Linked DNA regions of Homo sapiens: region 1 is linked to region 2. A link is a contact called in ENCODE Hi-C or POLR2A ChIA-PET data. All regions are on one chromosome and are shown on one strand. The core of a region is the stretch at or near the end of the contact, and the rest is flanking DNA. Distances in the headings are between cores, read along the strand shown.

Region 1 (5,634 bases), core at 843-3,342, 600 kb after region 2:
AGGTGGGCAGATCACCAGGTCAAGAGATCGAAACCATCCTGGATAGCATGGTGAAACCCCGCCTCTACTAAACGTAAAAAAATTACCTGGGCGTGGTGGTTTGCGCCTGTAGTCCCAGCTACTTGGGAGGCTGAGGCAGGAGAATTGCTTGAACCCGGGAGACGGAGGATGCAGTAAGCAGAGATGGTACCACTTCACTCCAGCCTGGTGACAGAGTGAGACTGCGTCTCCAAAAAAAAAAAAAAAAAAAAAAAAAAAATCTGGCTTGCACCTGAAGCAGCACACCTCTGGTATTTCTGTGTATTTTTATTATAAATAATTTTATTTTTCTCTCGATATAGTTACCTTAATTTTATGGGTTTTCCTTGAATTTCTGTAAATTGGCCTTTATATAAAAGTTCAACTGGCCGGGCATGGTGGCTCACGCCTGTAATCCCAGCACTTTGGGAGGCCAAGGTGGGCAGATCACCTGAGGTCAGGAGTTCAAGACCAGCCTGGCCAACATGGTGAAACCCCGTCTTTACTAAGAATACAAAAAACTAGCCTGGTGTGGTGGTGCGCGCCTGTAATTCCAGCTACTCGGAAGGCTGACGCAGGAGAATCGCTTGAACCTGGGAGGCGGAGGTTGCAGTGAGCTGAGACAGCGCCATTGTGCCCCAGCTTGGCTAACAAGAGTGAAACTTGGTCTCAGGAAAAAAAAAAAAAAAGAGGCTGGGCGTGGTGGCTCAAGCCTGTAATCCCAGCACTTTGGGAGGCTTGAGGCGGGTGGATTACCTGAGGTTGTGAGTTCGAGGCCAGCTTGACCAACACAGAGAAACTGTCTCTACTAAAAATACAAAAATTAGCCGGGCATGGTGGCGCATGCCTGTAATCCCAGCTACTCAGGAGGCTGAAGCAGGAGAATCGCTTGAACCCAGGAGACAGAGGTTGCAGTAAGCCGAGAACACACCATTGCACTCCAGCCTGGGCAACAAAAGCAAAACTCCGTCTCAAAGGAAAAAAAAAAAAAAAGAAAGTTCAACTGTAGGTTTCAAAAGCTCTTAGGCCTGGAAAGGCCAGAGGTCTAATTCCTTTCTCTGTTTAAATATTAAATTATGGTCTGAGGGGAACAATATTGGATTCCTGTCTCATTTCCGTTTTATTCCTTCTATACCACAGCGATCAGCAAGGGTATCTTGCAAACGGTTTCGCAAGATTCTATATAAAAAAGTTGCTTAGGCCAGGTGCAGTGACTCCCGCCTGTACTCCCAGTACTTTAGGAGGCCGAGGCGGGCGGATCACCTGAGGTCAGGAGTTCAAGACCAGCCTGGCCTACATGGTGAAACCCTGTCTCTAATAAAAATACAAAAATTAGCCAGGTGTGGTTGCGGGTGCTTGTAATCCCAGCTACTTGGGAGGCTGAGGCAGGAGAATCGCTTGAGTCTGGGAGGCGGAGATTGCAGTGAGCCGAGACCGTGCCACTGCACTCCAGCAGCCTGGGCAACAGAGCGAGACCCCGTATTAAAAAAAAAAAAGTTGCTTCATGTTACAAGCCAGTGACTCTTGGATGGGATGCGTTTCTGAAGCCGTCGCTGTTCAGCAGAGCGGTGAGAAGGGCAACCTTTTTCTGATCGCTTTCCCAAGCAGGCAGGAATCTAAGTGTCCGGAAACGCCAGGAGCTGGCCGCCAGGTGAGCGGAGGACGAAGGGGTCCTGACTTCTAGGGGACAGGCCTTGGCAGCCGCTTTGACCCGTAGCCCTGTGGAAACCAATTGCATTTCTCTTCATATCTTCCACCAGGCCGGGGCCTGGGGTTGCCGCTGGAGGGGCTAAAGACCGCTCCTGCTTCCTCAGCCGCCCCTTGCCCGGCGCGGGAACCCGACCGAGAGCCCGCCAAGCAGCGGGACTCCACTAGCAGCTGCGCGCCTGCGCACCGGGGCCGAGCGCGCGAGCGTTCCTTCCCCGCCTGTAGTCCCTCACTTCGTCGCCCGGTCCGCGCGCCTGCGCGCCGGCTGGGAGGAACTCAGCTTCTCCGCCTTGGCAGGCGGGAGGACGCGCGCGCGCCCGCGGCGAGGGGGAGGCAGTGCGGCGGCGGGAGTCGGGCCGCGCGCGCCAGTGGGAAGCGTCCGGCTGCCACAGCGCCAGCTCCGTCGTAGTCGCTGCCGCCCGTGTCCCGCTCGCCCCTCCTCCCGCTCCCCCGCCCGCCCCTGCCCGGGCGCATGCGCTGCCGGAGCGCGAGGGTCGGCTTCGGGTGTGTGGTGGCGGCAGAGCTGAGCTGCGAGGCCCGAGAGTCAGAACCTGGGGGAGAGGGATGGTCTCTGCACGGGGGGGAGCCGGAGGAGCCGCCGCCGCTGCCGACGCCACCGCCGCAGCCGCCGCCGCCGCCGCCCCGGCACCCGCCTCCCGGCGCTGACGGTCTCGTACGAAGCCGGCGAGGGGGAGCCAGCAGCGGCGGTCGCCGGCACGCCGCCCAGCATGGTCCGGGAAACCAGGCATCTCTGGGTGGGCAACTTACCCGAGAACGTGCGGGAAGAGAAGATCATCGAGCATTTCAAACGGTGAGTGACACGAGGCCCGCGGCCGCGCTCGCTCCTCGGGCGCCGCTTCCCGCCCCGGCCCGTTGCCGGCCCCTCCCGGAGCGCGGAGCTGGTGAGGAGGACTCCGGCCCGGACCCACGGGCGCTGTGGGACCTCGTCAGCCGCTCGGCCCGCGTCGCGGCGTTGGGCCTCGGGTGTCGGCGGTGCGGGCGGCCAAGCCGCGCCGCCTTCGAAGAGCCCGCGGGGCCCCGGCGGCCGCGTCCGTGACGAGGGAGGTGACCGAGGCTCGGCCTCCACGCAGCCGGCGCCCCGGGGCTGCCCTCGCGTCAGCCCGGGAGTCGGTGGGAGATGCGCTGGGCGGCGGGGTCGCGTCCTTGCGCGCAGTGCCCGGCCCGGAGCAGCCGGGACCCGAGCCCGCCCGACAGCCGGGTCCGGCGCCGCCACTCCAAGCTGCTCTGCGGGCGCTCGGCAATGTCTGACTTCGGGAGGGTTCCGTGCGAAGGGAAAGGCGGTGCGAAAACAGAAGTCGCAGTAGGTACTGTGGTCGCGTCGCGGACCCGGAGAGACCATCTAGGACCTCTCCGGAGGATTTGCAGCCTTGAAACTCACTGGGAATGGCAAACGTTTCTCGTTTTTGCGGGGCTGGGTGGAGAGTGGTGTGAAATAAGTTGGTGCGCCCGTTTGGGCTTCCTCGTCCCCGGCGGAGGAGACCGCGTCTGACAGGAGGTTGCTAGCCCCGGCGCCCGTAGCCTCGGGTCGCACTCCCAGGCCGCCCTAAGACCCTGGTGCCCCCCACCCCTGAATTCCCGAATCAAACGGTAAAACATTCCAAACCTTTTACGATGAGAAGATGTAGCTTAAAAAAAAAACCTCCCCTGAATATTTTTGTGAATTATAAGAATAAATGTTGTCGTTGATACATCTTATTGAGTAGCGTGTAGTGCGTTTTCTTTGTGAAATGCCTGTGTACCGTAACAGATAGGCCTCCGCATAAAACACTTATTAAAATGACGATTGGCTTGGACTTGGTGCAGATTCAGAGGGACCATAGCAAATCTGTGGTTGTCCTCGAAAATGACAGTTTATTCCGATATTTAAGACCCTGGAAGGTTTTAAGTTTGGCTTTTAATTTCCCTTACTATGTAGTGAGTGAAGGAAATTATGGAGCGTCCTCATTAATGAGTCACCATGGGAAAAATAGATTGCGTCGCTCGCTTTGAGCCGCTTGGATAAGGAAATGGAAGCAGCGGCGGCGGAGCTCCTGTCTTTTAAATGGAGGATCATTGATTGTGTTGGTGGTTGCTGTTACTGGGGCATTAAACCCTCGCCGCTGGAGCGCGCGTCTGCGCGTGTCCGCGTGTGAAAAGGAGCCGGGAATCGTGGGGCCATTCATAACCTGCTTGAGCTGTCCTCGGCAGGCCGGGGGGAGGTGCGCGCTTCCAGGGACTCTCCCGGTGTTTACTACGTCGTGCCTGAGAAACCAGGCGGGGGCGGGGGGAGGCAGGGAGCAAAAATTCACCTCTGTGCCCTAGGATGAAGGGGAGACCACGGGCTGGATTGGGAAGCAGATGGGAACTTTCTCTTCCTGGCGCTGCTCCACCCCTTACCCGCCCCCCACCTCCTGGCTTCTCCTCGAGTATCGTCAGTGTTTTGATGGAAAAATCATTTAGGTGTACATTATTGGAGTGGAAAAACCACTTAGATGTGCTCACTTTAATCCCCTGTGGACTTTCTCTGTAGGTCTCTGCCTGGGAAATTCGTATGCACCGATGTACAAGCACGTGCATTGCAGCATTCGCTCGCTCCTCAGTGTTATGTGCCTAGACGTGTCATTTCTCATTATGCAGATTCCAGAGACATTGCATGCTTATGGCTGGGAGTTTGGCCCCTCTGCAAGATGAGGGGGCAGAGAGAAGAAAGAGGAAATCGTCCCAGGCAGCTTTGGAAGGGTTCTTAGTGGACGGTGCTGCGGTCTGGCTTGTGTGAATGACTTTCTAAAATGGCGGCCAGGACCCACTTTATGTGGGAATCAGCAGAGCCGATCTCAGAATGCACAGAGGGAGGAGGGGGCGGAGGATTCGAGCTGCCTTGGAAAGCGGCAGTCTGGAGGAACATTACTGTATTAAAAACGGCTTAGCTGGCAGTTTGCTCACGACTGCATTCAAAGGAGTATCTTACCTATTGCAGAGTAAAAGCAGATGCTACTGATAAAAGCAGGTTATTTTAAAACTAAGCAGATCATGTGTCCCTGAAATTCTTTTATTTTAAAGGTTTTTTTTTTTCATTTTTAAACAAATCTATTTAGTTGTTTAAATAGACAGTACATTTTTATGGGTTCAAAGCATGTGAAAGGTATACAGAGAAAAATCTCCACCCCTGACCCTGGAATTCCCAGTTGCCACACTTCCTCCCCTCACCCCCCAAAATCCAGGTAATGTCTATTTCTGGTTTCTTGTTTATCTTTCTGCATGTACAAGAAATGTTCCTGCTGATCCAGCTGTGGAGCTAAGTGGACCTTGTTTGGAGGAACTCAAGGCCTTTTATCCCTATTGTGGGATATATTTTGTAAAATGTGTGATTGCTACTAGGAGTAAAAGTGAAATCTGAATAATTTAAGTGAAAGGAATAAAAAGGTAGTTGTACCAGAACGATGGCTCTGCAAGAAAATGAAATGGTATTCACTTCTGGTGTCTTGTACAAATCAGAATGAGAAAAACCATGCAATACCTATATTAAAACTGAACTTTAAGTGCCTACTCTTATCCTTTTCCCTAGCTGATTACATTAATAACTGTTTTACAGGATTAAGAGGTGTACACTGGGAATACATTATATAAAACGTTTTCAAGATGAATGTTCTCTTAACAGTGATTAGGCTTTTGTAGTAAGTGTTTGCATTTTACAAAAAGATTAAACCAGACAGCTTTGGGGACAGCTTAGAGACATTTTAACAGAAAAAAGAGGTCAGTCAGTTCTTTAAAAATTTTTATATTTATTTTTAAATTTACATTCTGATTAGTTTTGTTTGTTTGTTTGTTTTTAAATGGACAGTAGATTGAGGGGTGGATGGCGATTTGGCTTTTTCCTCCCCAGTGCCAAAGAAAGACCAAATCCTTAAA
Region 2 (6,164 bases), core at 208-2,707:
AGGGTTTTGTCAAGCTTGTTGCAAATGCACATTCCTGGATTATGTCCCAGGCCTGCTAAATCAGAATCTCTGGGGTCTGTGCCCAGAAGTCCGCATTTCTAAAAGCCTCCAGGCACGTTTGAGCATCTTCACTGTATATTCCACCACAAATCGATGTCCATGATTTCTCTCTCAGATCCTCTTCCTATTGACTAGGTGTATTAGTCTGTTCTCACACTGCTATAAAGTAATTCCTTGAGACTGAATAATTTACAAAGAAAAGAAGTTTAATTGACTCACAGTTCTGCACTGCTAGGGAGGCCTCAGGAAACTTACAGTTATGGCGGAAGGCCAAGGGGAAGCAAGGAAGCTAGCATGTTGTAACATGGTGTAGCAGGAGAGAGAGAGAGCAAAGGGGGAAGTGCCACACTTTTAAACCATCAGATCTCATGAGAACTCACTCGCTATCATGAGAAAAGCAAGCGGGAAGTCTGCCCCCATGATTCAATCACCTCCCACCAGGCCCCTCTTCCAACACGTGGGGAGTGCAATTCGAGATGAAATTTGGGTGGGGACACACAGCCAAACCGTATCACTAGGGTAGAATGTGCCATAGTTCATCTCTCTTAGAAAAACGTTTAGAGTTTTTCTTGAGGTGTCTGGTCAGCCATTTCCTGCCAGTGAAAGGAATCACTCTCCAGGTAGAGTCAGCAGGAGATAGGATTTCCTGCTGGAGATAGTGGCGGGAGATAGGATTTGCACATCTGCTCAACACACTCCATCCCGCGAGTCCTGTGCCGGCTGACAAGCGGTTTCTTAAGGACAGTAACTGTTCCAGGTGTATTCTGGGATCAGCGTGTGACACTCATAGGACTCAAAAGATGTTTGCAGAGATAGAGAAAGGGCAAAAGAATGAATAAATGTCACTCTTAACAGGGAGGAGCAGAGGCAGCAGGATTGTGAGTTTGGAAATATTTTTTCCCCAGCACATGGAAGAAATCCTCATTCTTTCAAAATTTTTCATTCCACCCCATCCCTTTCCCAATCCCCACCCCACTCCCAGAGATCCCCTCTTCTTACTCTTTCTATTTTCTGGCCTGTAACGGAAAGGACTAGAGATTTGGGTAGGGCAGGGGGCATACTAACCTCCAAGGGTCTCATGAGTTCAGCTCCATCAATCTCCTACCTCTCCCTATCGCCCCCGACCCTCCCTCAACGCATCCAGCTTACAGTGAGGGGTAATGGAAAGGATTCTTGAATCAAATCTCCTCCCTGCTCCTTCCTCGCTGTAAAACCTTGGGCCATTTCTGTGACCTCTGAGCCTCCGCTTTCCTATCTGTGAAATGGGGCAGGCTCGTGGGGCCTGGAGCATTCAGCAGGCGGTAACCCAGTGGGCGTTCCCTGCACGGTGCCACGCCCCCTCTGCCGCGCAGGCCACGCCCTCATCTATTAGGCTGGACCCCGCGGCGCCTGGCGGCGTTGCCATGGCAACGCGCGTACACAGGCCGGCCGGGCGGGCGGGGTGCCGGGTGCGAGCTGGAGACTCCGCGGGAGCGCGGCCGGGAGGCTTCGCCCCGGAGCTGGCCCGACGCCTCCCGAGCTGGCAGGGCTCTCGGCGGAGGTCGGAGCGTGGGCTTCCTCCTCCCGCCAGGTGAGTGCGGCGCGGGAAGGGGTGGCGGGCCGAGACCGGGGACCGGAAGGGGCGGCCCAGCGAGGACTAGCCCTGGCAGGAGGAGGGGTGGCTCCCCGGCCCCATCCTCCTGGATCCAGGCTCCGGTCCCCAGGAGCACCCCAGTAGCTACCCCAACACCAGCCCCTCCTTTCCAGATGCAGGCCCCACCCCGCCCGCGGAGGAAGCCCCCGGGAGCCTTAGACCCTCCTTGGCACCAGCCATGCCACTCTGGGAAGTCCTGGGGGTTACAGCTGGGATTAGGAGGGGCATCCCTGCTGCCCCTGACTTACGAACGACACCCACCCGGCGGTCAGAGAGACTCCCCCCTTGCCTAACCTCTCCCTTCCCAAATACAACACTGAGGAATTTCTAGGGCTCCCAGGCCACTTAAGATCTGGTAACCCCTCAACAGAAATTTTGCTTCTCTATCTCACTTGTGACCTATAAGCAGGGAGTGCAGATGCCTGAAGCTCTTTTGCTCTTTTGCATGGTCGGTGCCCTGTGTCTTAGAACTAATTTACAGAGTTTAACGCATCTAATCACTTTCTACAGTGTTTTCAGGTAGGAAAGTGACTGCACAGGGCAAGATTAAAGTGGGGAAATAGGGCCCAACCCATTCAGCTAAAGAAATAGACTTTTTTTTTTTTTTCCAGAATGTCATCTAGGATAAATACTGAAGGGGAAAATGAAAGGTAGTTACTGTCAGAGGTTCTTAGGCTACCCTGACTTACTTTTAAGCATTGTTTTGTACTTTCATTCATTCATGATTTACTGAGCACCACTATGTGTCAGGCATGGCAGCGCTGGGGGCCAGAGGGGAGTAATGAACAGACTGTGAGGAAATGCAAAGGGTCTGAGATTTTTACACTACTTGCAAGCTAAGTTAGCCTGCCACTGCTTAATGATGCTAGCAGAAGACCAGAGACTCCAGGACCAGAGACAAAGGATGTTATTACTCACAGCACAGCAGGCACTGTGAGCTCATGTTTGCGTTGGTTCCCCTTGCCCTGCAAGTACCCCGGGGTGATGCAGGACAGCTCAGGTGGATGCTGTGCACACTGCGAGTCTGTTTCCCAGCTAAGGAACCCCAAGCTCAGGAAACTCCAGTCTTTTAAAAGGGGCTGCTAGCCAGTGCCCAACCTTTGCCCTGGAAGGAGATGACCTTTTTTTTTTTTTTTTAATTGAGACAGAGTCTTGCTCTGTCTCCCAAGCTAGATAGAGTGCAGTGGCACAATCTCAGCTCACTGCAACCTCTGCTGCACGGTTTCAAGTGATTCTCCTGCCTCAGACTTCCGATTAGCTGGGACTACAGGTGCAAGCCACCATGCCCGGCTAATTTTTTTGTGTTTTTAGTAGAGACAGGGTTTCGCCATGTTGGCCAGGCTGGTCTCAAACTCCTGACCTCAGGTGATCCGTCCACCTGGGCCTCCCAAAGTGCTAGGATTACAGGCATGAGCCACCGTGCCCAGCCAGAGATGACATTTTTATCATAAATCTGCACTCTGCCCTGGATAGGGACACTATCCCTATCCTCTCAGGATATTTGCCCTACAGATGTCCTTGGAAGATTGTCTGGAACAAAATCTGTCAGTGTCTTTGCTCTGAAGATGGGTACAAACACAGGAAACCCATGGAGAATTGAGTTTAACAAAAACAACACAGTTTGGGCTCTCTTGGAACGTATCTCAGTGAAAGGGAAACAGTAAACAGCTAAGTAAAGAACAAGAAAATGACAGAGAATGATAAGCTCAAGGAAGGAGCCACAGCAGTGACACATGCTAGCTAGACAACAAAGTGACTGGTGACGCCTTTAGCTGGGGTGGTCAGGTAGCTACCGCAAGGCACCAGCTGTGGAAACATCGGGGGGAAGAGCTAAAAAAAAAAAAAAAGCCAGTCATTCAGATTTGGGGTTTTACTCTGGAGGCATTTCCTGTGGCTTTCCCACAAAAGAGACATTTCTCGAAAGTTGACTTTAGATTACTTTTACTTTAGTTTGGATGTGGTGCTTGATGATGTAGTCCTCTGCAATTGAAGATTAATAACTCAGGCAATTTGAGGGCAACAGGGCATGGTTCTTTTGGAAAAAGAAGTGTCTTTTTATCCCTATTAAAGACAGCAGACTTAAAAATAAAATTCTCATTATATGAAAGTATTAATATTTCTGAGGATTTCTCATAGGCTTCGGAATTTACAAACATAAACTATCTGGCTTGTTTTTATTTCTCTTACTCCCAAGGGTCTTTTCTTTTTTTGCAGAGGATAGAATTCTGGTGTTAAGGGCTATCTGTTATTTCATGTCCTAAGTGTCAACAAAACAGTGACAACCCCACTATCCCAAGTGACAACCTCTCCCTCCCCCCACTCAGTCACTCTCTCTGCTCCCCCATCCCATCCCCTCCCCACCCAGCAGTGATGGAGGTGTGAAAAGTTGAGCTGCCTGAGGATTATGTAGTGGTGACATGCAATGGCAATCTCCCTGCCCGAATGCTAGGGGACCTTAACCTCTCTGCATCTCAGTCTCCTTTTCTGTAAAGTAGGGACAATAATGACACCCACCTTGCAGGGTTTCTCTGAGGATGAAAAGAGTATATTCAAGGAAAAGTGCCTGGCACTTACTAAGGACTCCATAAATGATGATAGAGATGATGATGAAAAGCAGAGCCAGCCCCGAGAGTCCGTACCACCACAACTAGTTGATTTTTGTTTTTACCCATAGTCCAATAATTTGTCATTTCACTGACTTTTCAATTGAATGGAAAAGAGAGAGACTGTTGTTGTTCTTTGACAAGGAATTGAGGTGGAGGATATCACACTGCATCTTTAGACGTAATCTCAAATCGGATTCAAGCATCGAGATGAATTACTGTCAATATTTTAGAACTTTCTGAAGTCACTGAAGTGTTTGTCTTAAAAGATGTGTATAGAACTTATTTCGAAATGCACCACAATATAAAATGGATGGACACACGGATAGATGGAAAGATCTGTGATAAAGCAAATATGGCAAAATGCCGATGGTAGAATCTAGTGGTGGGTACATAGGAGCTCATTATCTGCTTCTTTCAGCCTCTCTGTATGTTTGACATTTTTATAGTAAAATGCTGGGGGGAATACTGTGCAGGGTCCTGATTACATGGCTGAGCTATAATCTTGATATTTTGCCTTTAGAAGTAATCTTTTTTCCCCTAACTAAATAAATGAAGAAATACAGCGATTTAAAAAGAAAAACATCATCTAATGCCTGCCTCTCCAATGATAACTCTTTAAGAAACTCCAAAAGCAGACATGGTGGTGTGCCTGTATTCCTAGCTACTCTGGAGGCTGAGGCAGGAGGATCAGTTGAGCCCAAGAGTTCAAGACTGCAGCGAGCTATGATTGTGCCACTGAACTCAGCCTGGGCAAAGAGCAAGACCTCATCTCTAAATATGAATGAATGAATAAAATAAGCTCTATAGAAGTTTAGGGTTCCTTGGATCAGAGTTTGAGAAGCCCAGGTTAACAACACTAATAAGAGTAGTACAAATGAGTGTTCAGTGTGTGCCAGGCACCATTCTAGATACCTCACGTATATTATTGCATTTAACCCATTTTAGGCTGGGTGTGGTGGCTCCTGTCTGTAATCCCAGCACTTTGGGAGGCCAAGGCAGGAGGATTACTTGAGCTCAAGAGTTTGAGACTAGCCTGGGCAACATGGCAATACCCCGTCTCTTTAGCCAGGTGTGGTGGTGCACACCTGTAATCCCAGCTACTGGGGAGGCTGAGGCAGGAGGATTGCTTGAGCCCAGGAGATCGAGACCTCAGTGAGCCAAGATTGCTCACTGCCCTGCAGCCTGGATGACAAAGTGAGACCCTGTCTCAAAAAAAAAAAACAAAAAAAACCACCCATTTTATAGATGAGGAAACTGAGTCACAGAGAGAGAATAAGTAACTCACCCAAGGTCACAGAGCTAGTAAAGGATGGGTTAGGAACACAGAACTTGAATACTTGGTAAGTCAGATCACTAAGCTTATACTAAGCTTGATGGGAGGTGGAGAGCAATCATCACTGGAACTCAGATTTGTTGTCAGGTTGTTTTAGCTTTTGTTTGTGTCCTGAGTTACTTAAGAAATGCCCTCTGTTTGATTATTAGAACCAGGCTTTTCTATGCTAGATATCATGGTTAGAAGAGATTGTCTTAAAAACCTGCAGAATTGTCCTTGTCGTCATTGTTGACTGATCTATCTAATCCCCCCTCTTCTGATTTCTCACTTTGGACATGACTCTGTGGTTATTTCATTCATTTTAAGTATGATGTTGTTGAATAATTAGAGAACTACATTTTCTAACAAAATTCTTTCTGAAAACCTTATGTAGGGAAAACAGAGAGGATGAAGGCCTATCTAAAGAGCGCAGAAGGCTTTTTTGTCCTAAATAAAAGTACCACAATTGGAAGGCATGAAAATTCAGACCTTGTTTTACAGGTAAGAAGTCTTCCCACCTGTTCCCGTCCCCTCCCTGACCCCTTCCTTCTCC

The links. A loop is a pair of places that touch in the nucleus more often than their neighbours do. ChIA-PET counts read pairs that join two places held with the same protein, here RNA polymerase II (POLR2A). Pooled maps may share reads with other maps.
Region 1: a loop to region 2 is called in a pooled map, with 3 times the contacts of the local background. The contact joins the promoter of SPEN here to the promoter of FHAD1 in region 2. A Hi-C loop is called at or near these places in 5 of 50 pooled maps. POLR2A ChIA-PET finds 5 or more read pairs at or near these places in 3 of 52 experiments (GM10248, GM12878 and activated naive CD4-positive, alpha-beta T cell).

What each region holds. Positions count from the first base shown.
Region 1 is chr1:15,845,615-15,851,248 of GRCh38, forward strand. It overlaps SPEN (spen family transcriptional repressor), which reads left to right and starts at 2,093. Exons shown (of 15, transcript NM_015001.3): 1 at 2,093-2,536. The coding sequence starts at 2,454. It overlaps SPEN-AS1 (SPEN antisense RNA 1), which reads right to left and starts at 2,533. Exons shown (of 2, transcript NR_024279.1): 1 at 2,494-2,533. RefSeq lists enhancers at 1,223-1,735, 1,736-2,247, 3,671-4,265 and silencers at 1,830-2,399, 2,580-2,999.
Region 2 is chr1:15,245,766-15,251,929 of GRCh38, forward strand. It overlaps FHAD1 (forkhead associated phosphopeptide binding domain 1), which reads left to right and starts at 1,458. Exons shown (of 34, transcript NM_001391957.1): 1 at 1,458-1,630; 2 at 6,006-6,112. The coding sequence starts at 6,020. RefSeq lists silencers at 1,293-1,466, 1,484-1,723.